Linked DNA regions of Homo sapiens: region 2 is linked to region 1. A link is a loop called in an ENCODE intact Hi-C map of the cell type or tissue named here. Cell type or tissue: endothelial cell of umbilical vein. All regions are shown on one strand. Links, peaks and the distances in the headings refer to the core of each region. The heading gives the core; the rest is flanking DNA.

Region 1 (4,400 bases), core at 320-4,319:
TTTGTTATATCACCTCCCTAATAGGCAATTCACTTAGAGCCCCCGGTGAACTGCAAGTCCCAAATCCCTTCTCCACACTTCAAAAATCCCAAAACTCTAAGCACTGATTTACTTTTATAAATTTGCACAAATTCATTTGACATCAAAACTTGACCTTGCTGTGAATTCATTCATAGTCTTCCTTTTCTTCTCCCACTTTGGGTGAGTACTCATTTTCCTCTAGAAAATTTTGCGGCTCTGAATTCCAAAACACATGTGGCCCCCAAGGGTATCAAACAAGGGATTGTGAACCTGTAATTAAACATGAAGTATTTGGCTTTTTTGCCTGTAAATAGGCAAAAAAGTTTTTTTGATGTTGAAAGGCAAGTCATGGAGCATCTGTTTTACTGATGTTGATTATACCAAATGTGGCATACTCCTGGCACTTGGCAGCAGTAGGGACATCTCCTGACCAGGGAGGCTCCTCAATGGCTGCAGTGATGACAATGATGATATGGTTTGGGAGCCAGCATTTTCCCGATCTTAAGAAAGGTAGACAACTTCTTGGAGGCCTAGTCTTGGGGTAGAGTTTTGGGAGTCACTATTGGAAGTACAACCTGAAATTTATTCTCAAGCCTCCATTTTACACCCTGTAATAAATAATTTCTTGCTCGAACTAGCTAGAATAGAGTCTGACTTGTGCAACTGAGCCTGAAATGGTATCCCAGCCACACAGCAACACCGATCCAACCGTGCTATCATTCCAATTTTTTTTTTAACTCAAACTATTGTCAGTTGCATAACTGCCAGACTTGGTAGCCATAAAGTAAAATAACAAAATAAATGTAAAAATAAGCCGGGTGGCATGCGCCTGTAGTCTCAAGTGCCTGTAGTCAGGAGCTGAGTTGGGAGGATTGCTCAAGCCCAGGAGTTTGAGGCTGCAGTGTGCTGTGATAGTGCCTATGAATAGCCACTGTACTCCAGCCTGCAGAACATAGAGAGACCCTGTCTCAAAAAAAAAAAAAAAAAAAGTCTGCTCACAAAACAAATATTTCCTACTACCAAGGCTGAGACTGCCCAGTAGAAGTTGATGCAGACAAAGATCTTCCAGCAATTGTTGAAACCATTACATTGCCTCCAAAAGTGATCCTGTTAAAACAGAACTATTCATTTGGATGTAGGCTTTCTGTCACTGTGTTAGTTAGTCAATATAAATCTATTTGGTAATCATTGGAGAGAATGGAAGTAATACAGAGAAAGATAATACAGAGTATTTATTTCCAAGGAGTTTCTTCTCTCCTGGGCTTCTGGTCAGACACCCAACCAAGCATTATGCCCACTCTAAGTGCTGTAATGGGTATGCACAAAGTGCAATTACTTAGCCATTTCCTCCACTCACATCCAGGCATTTCACAGCTTGCACAGCCTGAATCCACAGCCTCACTCCTACAGACAGATGCTTAATGTAAACACTTAATATCCATGTGTCTGTAACAGTAATAACGTCATCAGAACCCTAAAGGCAAAAAGGCTTTAAGAAGTAGCTAGGTAGAGAGTAATAGATTTATACCATGAAAATGTGTTTAATCAGGAGTCTGAGTACATGAAAATAACATCAAATCAACCCTATCTCTAAAAATGAGAGAAAAATTAAATAAGTAAGATGGATACTTGAAATATTAGTGTTTATTAGCAGAGTTTTTAGTGTGTAAACATACCCACCCTAATTTTGTCTTGAGAATTGGATTCTGAAAAAACTGTGATCAGCACAAAGGCATGTTGATACCCTGGCACCATGAAAGCATTGAAAGGGAGAAAAATGACTGGATTGGCAAAAGTCTTGACAAGAGAGGCCAACAGAAACCAAAAGCCTTCACGACTGTAACTCAATTTGTTTTCTGAGCTCAGAAGAGAATGACACTGTGCTAGATGGATTTCAGTTGTCCTTCCAGATCTGCTCTCCACTTCTCCACACTGGCCAGCACCCTTCATGTGCTGCTCACAAAGCCGAGAGCCACAGAGGAGCACACGGGGTGAGCTGTGATGAATGATTTTCATTTACCTTTCCAGATCCTCTGTCCACCCTGCTGTGCCGATAGGCATTTACGGACCATAGCGACAAGCTCCTTTGTCCCCTGGCTTCTGGTTAGAGAGCCAATGAGATGCACGGGCAAAGACTGCATGGAGAGGGAAAAGTGAGGTTGGGGCATTGCCTGCCCTCCCTGCAGGGCTGTGAGTCTCAGAGTCCATGTTCCACGATCTAAGGCCAAGCGCCCGTCAAGCAGGCAGCTCTCTTTCATAGCTTCCAGGTCCAATGACCTTCCCTCTAAGGGTGGTAATAGCACTCCATGCTTAACAATCACTATTCCTTTTAACCCAGTACATCTTTGCAAATTAGCCCTTTTTGAAACTCTTCAGTTTCCCTCATTTGACTGCATCACTTTTTTCTCATGGAAACCCTCACTTGGGGATTATTGTTTAGGGAGAGTTTCCCCAGTATTTTTACAGAGCTAACAGGAAGTTAATTTGCCTGCCCTTTGTACAGCTCAGTTAGATCAGCTTTTGTCTGGAAAGGAGCCTTGCAGGGCTTGGCTTTGTATCCTGTTGGGATGATCATCTCTCCAGTGTGATGACTAAGGGTTGTGTCCAGTTAGTGCACTAGCAACTGAAGTTAGGAAGGCTCGGGTGGACGCTGCCAACCAGCAATCCAATCTGCCTGATGGCCAACCCTTTGACTGCTGGGAGCCTGGAGCTTTCTGAATCAGACAACTTCCAGACTTCACATGTGCTGCCAAGCACAAGGTATGAAAAAGGTTTCTTTTCTTTAGATTCTGCTTTTTCACTAAAGCTGCATCTTTATCCAATTAATTAGAGAAATGTTACTCAAAGCATAGTCTGGGGACCACTGCTGGTATGCACACTGGTGGAGCTTGCACCAGAATAAGTTCACTACGTTCCACTGACAGGCTTTTTTTCTTTTTTTTTTTTCTCGGTAGCAAGACTTTTTGATGACTTGTTGATTTACAATTTCATAAGCTTTTTTTCTCATCACAGATGAGGAACAAATATTTACCAACCTGGTATTTGGGTACTTGCAGTAGCACTGAATTAGAGGACTGTGAAATCAGACCTAGGCAATAAACTAGGTCAGCATTTCCCATGTTGTGCTCCATGGAATCCTAATCTTGTGACAGCTTGTCTATTAAGAGGAGGAAATGCTTAGAGAGTCACAAAGGACATGACCATGTTAATGGCTCTGATAAGTCCTGCAGTTAACGAATGTGCTTATTTTTGTTCAGCACAGAATTTCCCATACTTGTTTAAAATGATTATGTTATGTCATGGCTATTGCCACTTGTGAAATGAGTGTTCTGTGGAACTAACACTGTTGGCAAGGAAATGCTTCAGGAAGTGCTCAGCCAGAGGATCTCTAGAGTCTCTTGGGAAGATATTTATCTTCTCAGGGCCCCTGTTTCCTTAACTATCAATTAATGTCTAACATCTGACTAGTGGTTGGCATTTTCATATGCATGTCCTCAATGAGACTCGGGTTATCCTGTGAGAAATCGTGCAGGAATGGTACATCCCAGTCCACACAGGAGTAATTGAAGGGTCAGACAGATTATGTGACTTACTCAAAGTCACACAACTTGTAAAAGGTGAAACTAGAATTTGACACTCAGGTCTTCAAATTTTAAAATCTATTATTTCCTACTATACTGCATTGAATCTTTGAGCTGGAAGGACTCTTAGTGGATAATATGTCTAATCAGGTAAGTAATACTTTAGCAAAGGAGGGATTCAATGTGAATTCAGTGCTGGTCATTTAACTTTTAGCTGAAGTTCAAACCTGTTTCTTTACATCATTTTGACATCTTCCTCTTGTTATGGTCAAAGACAGCTTTCCAATGTCCTATGCACTCACCATCTCAGGGAATGGGTCACATTGTCATATTCGTCTTCTGAAGTGAGTAGAAGACGGCCTTCCACAAACGTTGGACCTCTGGGTTTGTTCACAGAGCAAGGCAATGACACTGGGGAGATAGGAGGGCACTCTATATTTATATTCTGTATTCCTGAGTCAAGAAAAAGGAGCGTGAGATTTAACAGCACTTGGCTAAAACAATTAAGTCACAGCCTATCTTCTTGTGGTCAACTAAAAGAAAAGAAAAGAAAGTGAGATTATTTTTGTATTTTTAAAAACAAAGGCTAAGAAATAATCTGCTCACAATGTTCTCCATTCTGTATGTGTGTGTTTCTAACTAGTTTTTAAAATTCGAATGATTCATTAATTCATTTGTTCATTCATTCAGTAGGCTTTTCTTGAGTACTTACTCTGGGCCAGGCAATGTGCTAGGGGTTGAGGAAACAGAATGAATAAAATTAATTTGTCACCCAAGTCAAACATGAATCATCATTAC
Region 2 (4,400 bases), core at 197-4,196, 150 kb after region 1:
ACTGCATGGGACATCTTTCAAAGTGCCACACAAAGTGATTTAGTTTATAATGATAGCCACTCTTTTCTTTTATTTTTATCTTTAATTTAGCTTTCATTTTAAGTTCAGGGGTACATGTGCAGGTATTTACATATAGGTAAACTTGTGTCATGGGGGTTTGTTGTACAGACTATTTCATCACTCAGGTATTAAGCCTAGTACCCATTAGTTATTTTTCCTGATCCTCTCCCTCCTCCCACCCTCCACCCTTCAATAGGCCCCAGTGTGTGTTGTTCTCCTCTATGTGTCTGTATGTTCTCATCATTTAGCTCCCACTTACAAGTGAGAACATGTGGTCTTTGGTTTTCTGTTCCTATATTCGTTTGCTAAGGATAATGGCCTCCAGCTCCATCCATGTTCCTGCAAAGGACATGATGTCATTTTTTATGGCTGCATAGTATTCTACGGTGTGTATGTACAACATTTTCTTTATCCAGTCCACCACTGATGGGCATTGAAGTTGATTCCATGTCTTTGTTATTGTGAATAGTGCTGCAGTGAACATATGCGTGCATGTATCTTTATGATAGAATGACTTACATTCCTTTGGGTATGTACCCCATAATGGGATTGCTGGGTCAAATGGTATTTCTGTTTTTAGGTCTTTGAGGAATCGCCACACTGTCTTTCACAATGGCTGAACTAATTTACATTCCCACTGAGAGTGTAAATTAGTTCTCATTGTGGTTTTGATTTGCATTTCTCTAGTGATCAGTGATGATGAGCTTTTTTTCATATGCTTGTTGGCTGCATGTATGTCTTCTTTTGAAGTGTCTTGTTCATGTCCTTTGCCCACTTTTTCATGGGGTTATTTTTTTTCTTGTAAATTTGTTTAAGTTCCTTATAGATGCTGGATATTAGACCTTTGTCAGTTATATAGTTTGCAAATATTTTCTCCCTTTCTGTAGGCTGTCTGTTCACTCTGTTGATTCTTTTGCTGTACAGAAGCTCTTTAGTTTAATTAGACCCCATTTGTCAATTTTTGCTTCTCTTGCAATTGCTTTTGGTGTCTGTCATGAAATCTTTCCTCATTCCTGTGTCCAGAATGGTATTGCCTAGGTTGTCTTCCAGGGTTTTTAGAGTTTTGGGTTTTACATTTAAGTCTTTAGTCCATCTTGAGTTGATTATATGATGTAAGGAAGGCGTCCAGTTTCAATCTGCATGTGGCTAGCCAGTTATCCCAGCACCATTTATTGAATAGGGAGTCTTTTCCCCATTGCTTGTTTTTGTCAGCTTTGTTGCTAATCAGATGGTTGTAGGTGTACAGCCTTATGTCTGGGTTCTCTATTCTATTCCATTGGTCTATATATTTGTTTTTGTAGCAGTACTATGCTGTTTTCCTTACTGTAGCCCTGTAGTGTAATTTGAAGTTGGGTAGCATGATGCCTCCAGCTTTCTTCTTTTTGGTTAGAATTGCCTTGGCTCTTTGGGCTTGTTTTTGGTTCCATATGAATTTTAAAATAGTTTTATCTAGTTCTGTGAAGAATGTCATTGATAGTTTAATAGGAATAGCATTGAATCTACAAATTGCTTTGGGCACTATGGCCATTTTAATGATGTTGATTCCTCCTATCCATGAGCATGGAATGTTTTTCCATTTGTTTGCATCATCTCTGATTTCTTTTCAGTGTTTAACAGTTCTCCTTGTAGAGCTCTTTCACCTCCCTAGTTAGCTGTATTCCTAGGTATTTTTTTTTTTGGTAGCAATTGTGAATATACAGTCACTCTTTTAAGTTAGTTTTAAAACCTCCATACTAGTATGATTTTGGTTTTACTTATTCCAAATCTTCAGCAAGTTTACAGGTTGGAAATACATTCATTAGAACATGGGTACCAGGTAAACCATGACTCTCACTGAATTTCGGCATGGCATGTGTTATAATTTGTTCCTTTTTTACATCGAACAACCTGTAGTCCCCAAATAAGGAAAAATTGCCCAAGTACATGAAATTTAAGGAGCCTAAGTATAAAACCCAGTAGGAAGTGATTTTACTTTTATTCCCAAATTCCATACACACAAGTAAAGGAAGTAAGACTATTAATTTAGTCAGCATTAGAGATAAGGACCAAGCAGGAAATGACTTTTTATATGATATCATCAAGGGCCCAAGTCAGAGGAGGAACAGGTGGAGCATTTCCTTTGTCCAATCCCTTACAGATCTTTCCCAGCCCTCTGAATAGTAATGTATGGTCAGGGGCTAATTTAATAAGTTACCTCAACATGGGTTGTACTGCTCTACGTGACTGTGATTTAGATATTACTCTAATCTTGAAAGAAAGAATGAGAAAAGAATGATGGAATGGAGAGAGGGAGGGAAGGAGGAAAAAATAAAAGTCCTAATTATTTAGTAAGATAAACTTTATCTGGAGAAGCCAGTAAATGTTTCCAGGAATTTTATATTCTAGCTAAGTAATTGTGCCCTTGAGTCATTTCTAATATGGGTATTTCTACTTTAAAAAATATTTAGGGTGATGTTTACAGTGAAAATCCCATGGATCTTACTTATGTACCAGGACACAGGAGAAAGACAAGTTGGGCTCAAATCCCAGTTTGTGTGACTCTGGGCAAGTTACAGAGTCTTTTTTACCTGCAAAATAGGTCAATTATATCTGCCTCATAGAGTTGTTGGGAGGACTAAACAATACCCAGGGCACAGCACTGTGGCTCACACCTATAATCCCAGCACTTTGGGAGGCCAAGGCAGGAGGATTGCCTGAGCCCAGGGAGTTTGAGACCAGCCCGGGCAACATGGTGAGGTTCTGTCTCTATTTTAAAAAACAAATAAAAATACATTTAAAAAAAAGACAATACATGGGAGCGTCCAACACAGTTGGCACTCAATAAATGTTTGCAGTAACTTTCTCCCATGACTGCTTAGAAGATAACTATTTTTTCAAATTTTTTATAAATTATACACAACATAAAATTTATCATCTCAATCATTTCTAAGTGCACAAGTCAGCAATATTAAGTACATTCATGTTGTACAATTGAATTTTTGTCATCTTACAAAACTGAAACTCTGAAAATCTGTAACATTTTAACAACTCCCATTCTCCCTTCCCTCCAGCCTGGGGCAACCACCATTATATTTTCTGTCTCTATGAATTTGACTACTGTAGGCACCTCATATAAGTGGAATCAAACAACATTTGTCTTTTTGTGGTTGGCTTATTTCAGATCATCGATCTTTTAGATTCCTCTTTCAGGCTTGAGAAATTGTTGCACCCAAACAAAAGTTTTGGCAACCGCATGCTATGTTGCCATATTGTATGATTATCCAACTATTTAGCTAAAAACATGAAGTTTTCCAAAATAAAGGTGATTCATTGTAACAAGTTACAATCACATAAGTTGCAATGGATGGATTTTATGCAAATACAGTCAACTCTCAAATCCCCTGCCATGCATTCTGCACTTGTGTCTTATTCCTTTTACTGCTTTGTAAATTTCTGGAGGTCAGGTGGTGCCTGACATGCATTGGGTGTATGATAAATACTAATGAACTAATTATTAAGTTAATCGGTGTATTAGAATACTCTTTTATGAATTGCTAGCAAGAAAATGTTCATCATAAGGCATTTTCCTTGCCATTGATTCTGTGCTGTATCTTTGCTGATCAACTGATGGTCCTCAAAGAAACGCCAAATTATTTAAATATTAACCTAAGCAAAACACAGTTTGAAAGATAAAGCAGATGAAAAATGCTGCTTGTGTCCTTTGAAAGGCAAACACAATTGGCTTTTGGATCATGGACAATTCAGTGTCCTATCAGCTTCTTAATGTAAATGGACATGCCAGATTTAAAACATTAAAATATTCAAGATGGGTCACAGTGATGAAAATAAGGCCTGCCACACTGTGCTGGTGGAAATCTAGACTTTACAAGGGCAGTTGAAGTTTTTTGTGCATACCCCCCAATCCTGCAAGTTCATTTCTAGTCATCCTACACAGATAAGCATGCAAGTGTTCAAAGATGGGACTGCAGTAAGCTGCATACCAACCCCCTCCCCAGCCCCACCCAAAGATGTCCATATTCTAATGCCCAGAACCCAAGAATCTGTGAATAGGCTATGTTCATGGCAAGAGAAAATTAATGTTGCCATATGGAATTAAGATTGCTAATCAGCTGACCTTAATATAAGAGTCTCCTACATTATACCAGGTGGACCCAATGTAATCCCAAGAGTGCTTTAAATGTGGACAAGAATGTTTTGTGTCAGAGTGATTCAATGTGGGAAAGATTCCATGAGACTTTGCTGACTTTAAAGATGGAGGGGAGCCATGAGCCAAGGAATGAAGGTGGCTAGAAAGGGCAGGGAAATGGATTCTCCCGCAGAGTCTCCACAGAGGAATGCAG

What was found. Hi-C counts contacts between places; a loop is a spot of excess contacts. Peaks named below come from ENCODE experiments on the same cell type or tissue, not always from the same donor. Only the 100,000 strongest peaks of a DNase experiment are listed, where the experiment ranks them.
Region 2: a loop joins it to region 1, with 1.9 times the contacts of the local background. A loop is called at or near these places in 1 of 110 quality-filtered maps.

What each region holds. Positions count from the first base shown.
Region 1 is chr5:54,701,548-54,705,947 of GRCh38, reverse strand. All of the region lies in intron 1 of LINC02998 (long intergenic non-protein coding RNA 2998), which reads left to right. All of the region lies in intron 1 of LOC105378969 (a long non-coding RNA gene), which reads right to left. Among named protein-coding and RNA genes, the nearest start is that of LINC02998, 41 kb to the left of the region's middle. In endothelial cell of umbilical vein, for the core only: no CTCF peak of the experiment used is centred there; DNase peaks (open chromatin) are centred at 2,587 and 3,167.
Region 2 is chr5:54,556,323-54,560,722 of GRCh38, reverse strand. It overlaps a transcript of SNX18 not described here. Among named protein-coding and RNA genes, the nearest start is that of SNX18, 41 kb to the right of the region's middle. In endothelial cell of umbilical vein, for the core only: no CTCF peak of the experiment used is centred there; a DNase peak (open chromatin) is centred at 2,152; H3K27ac peaks cover 1,267 bases.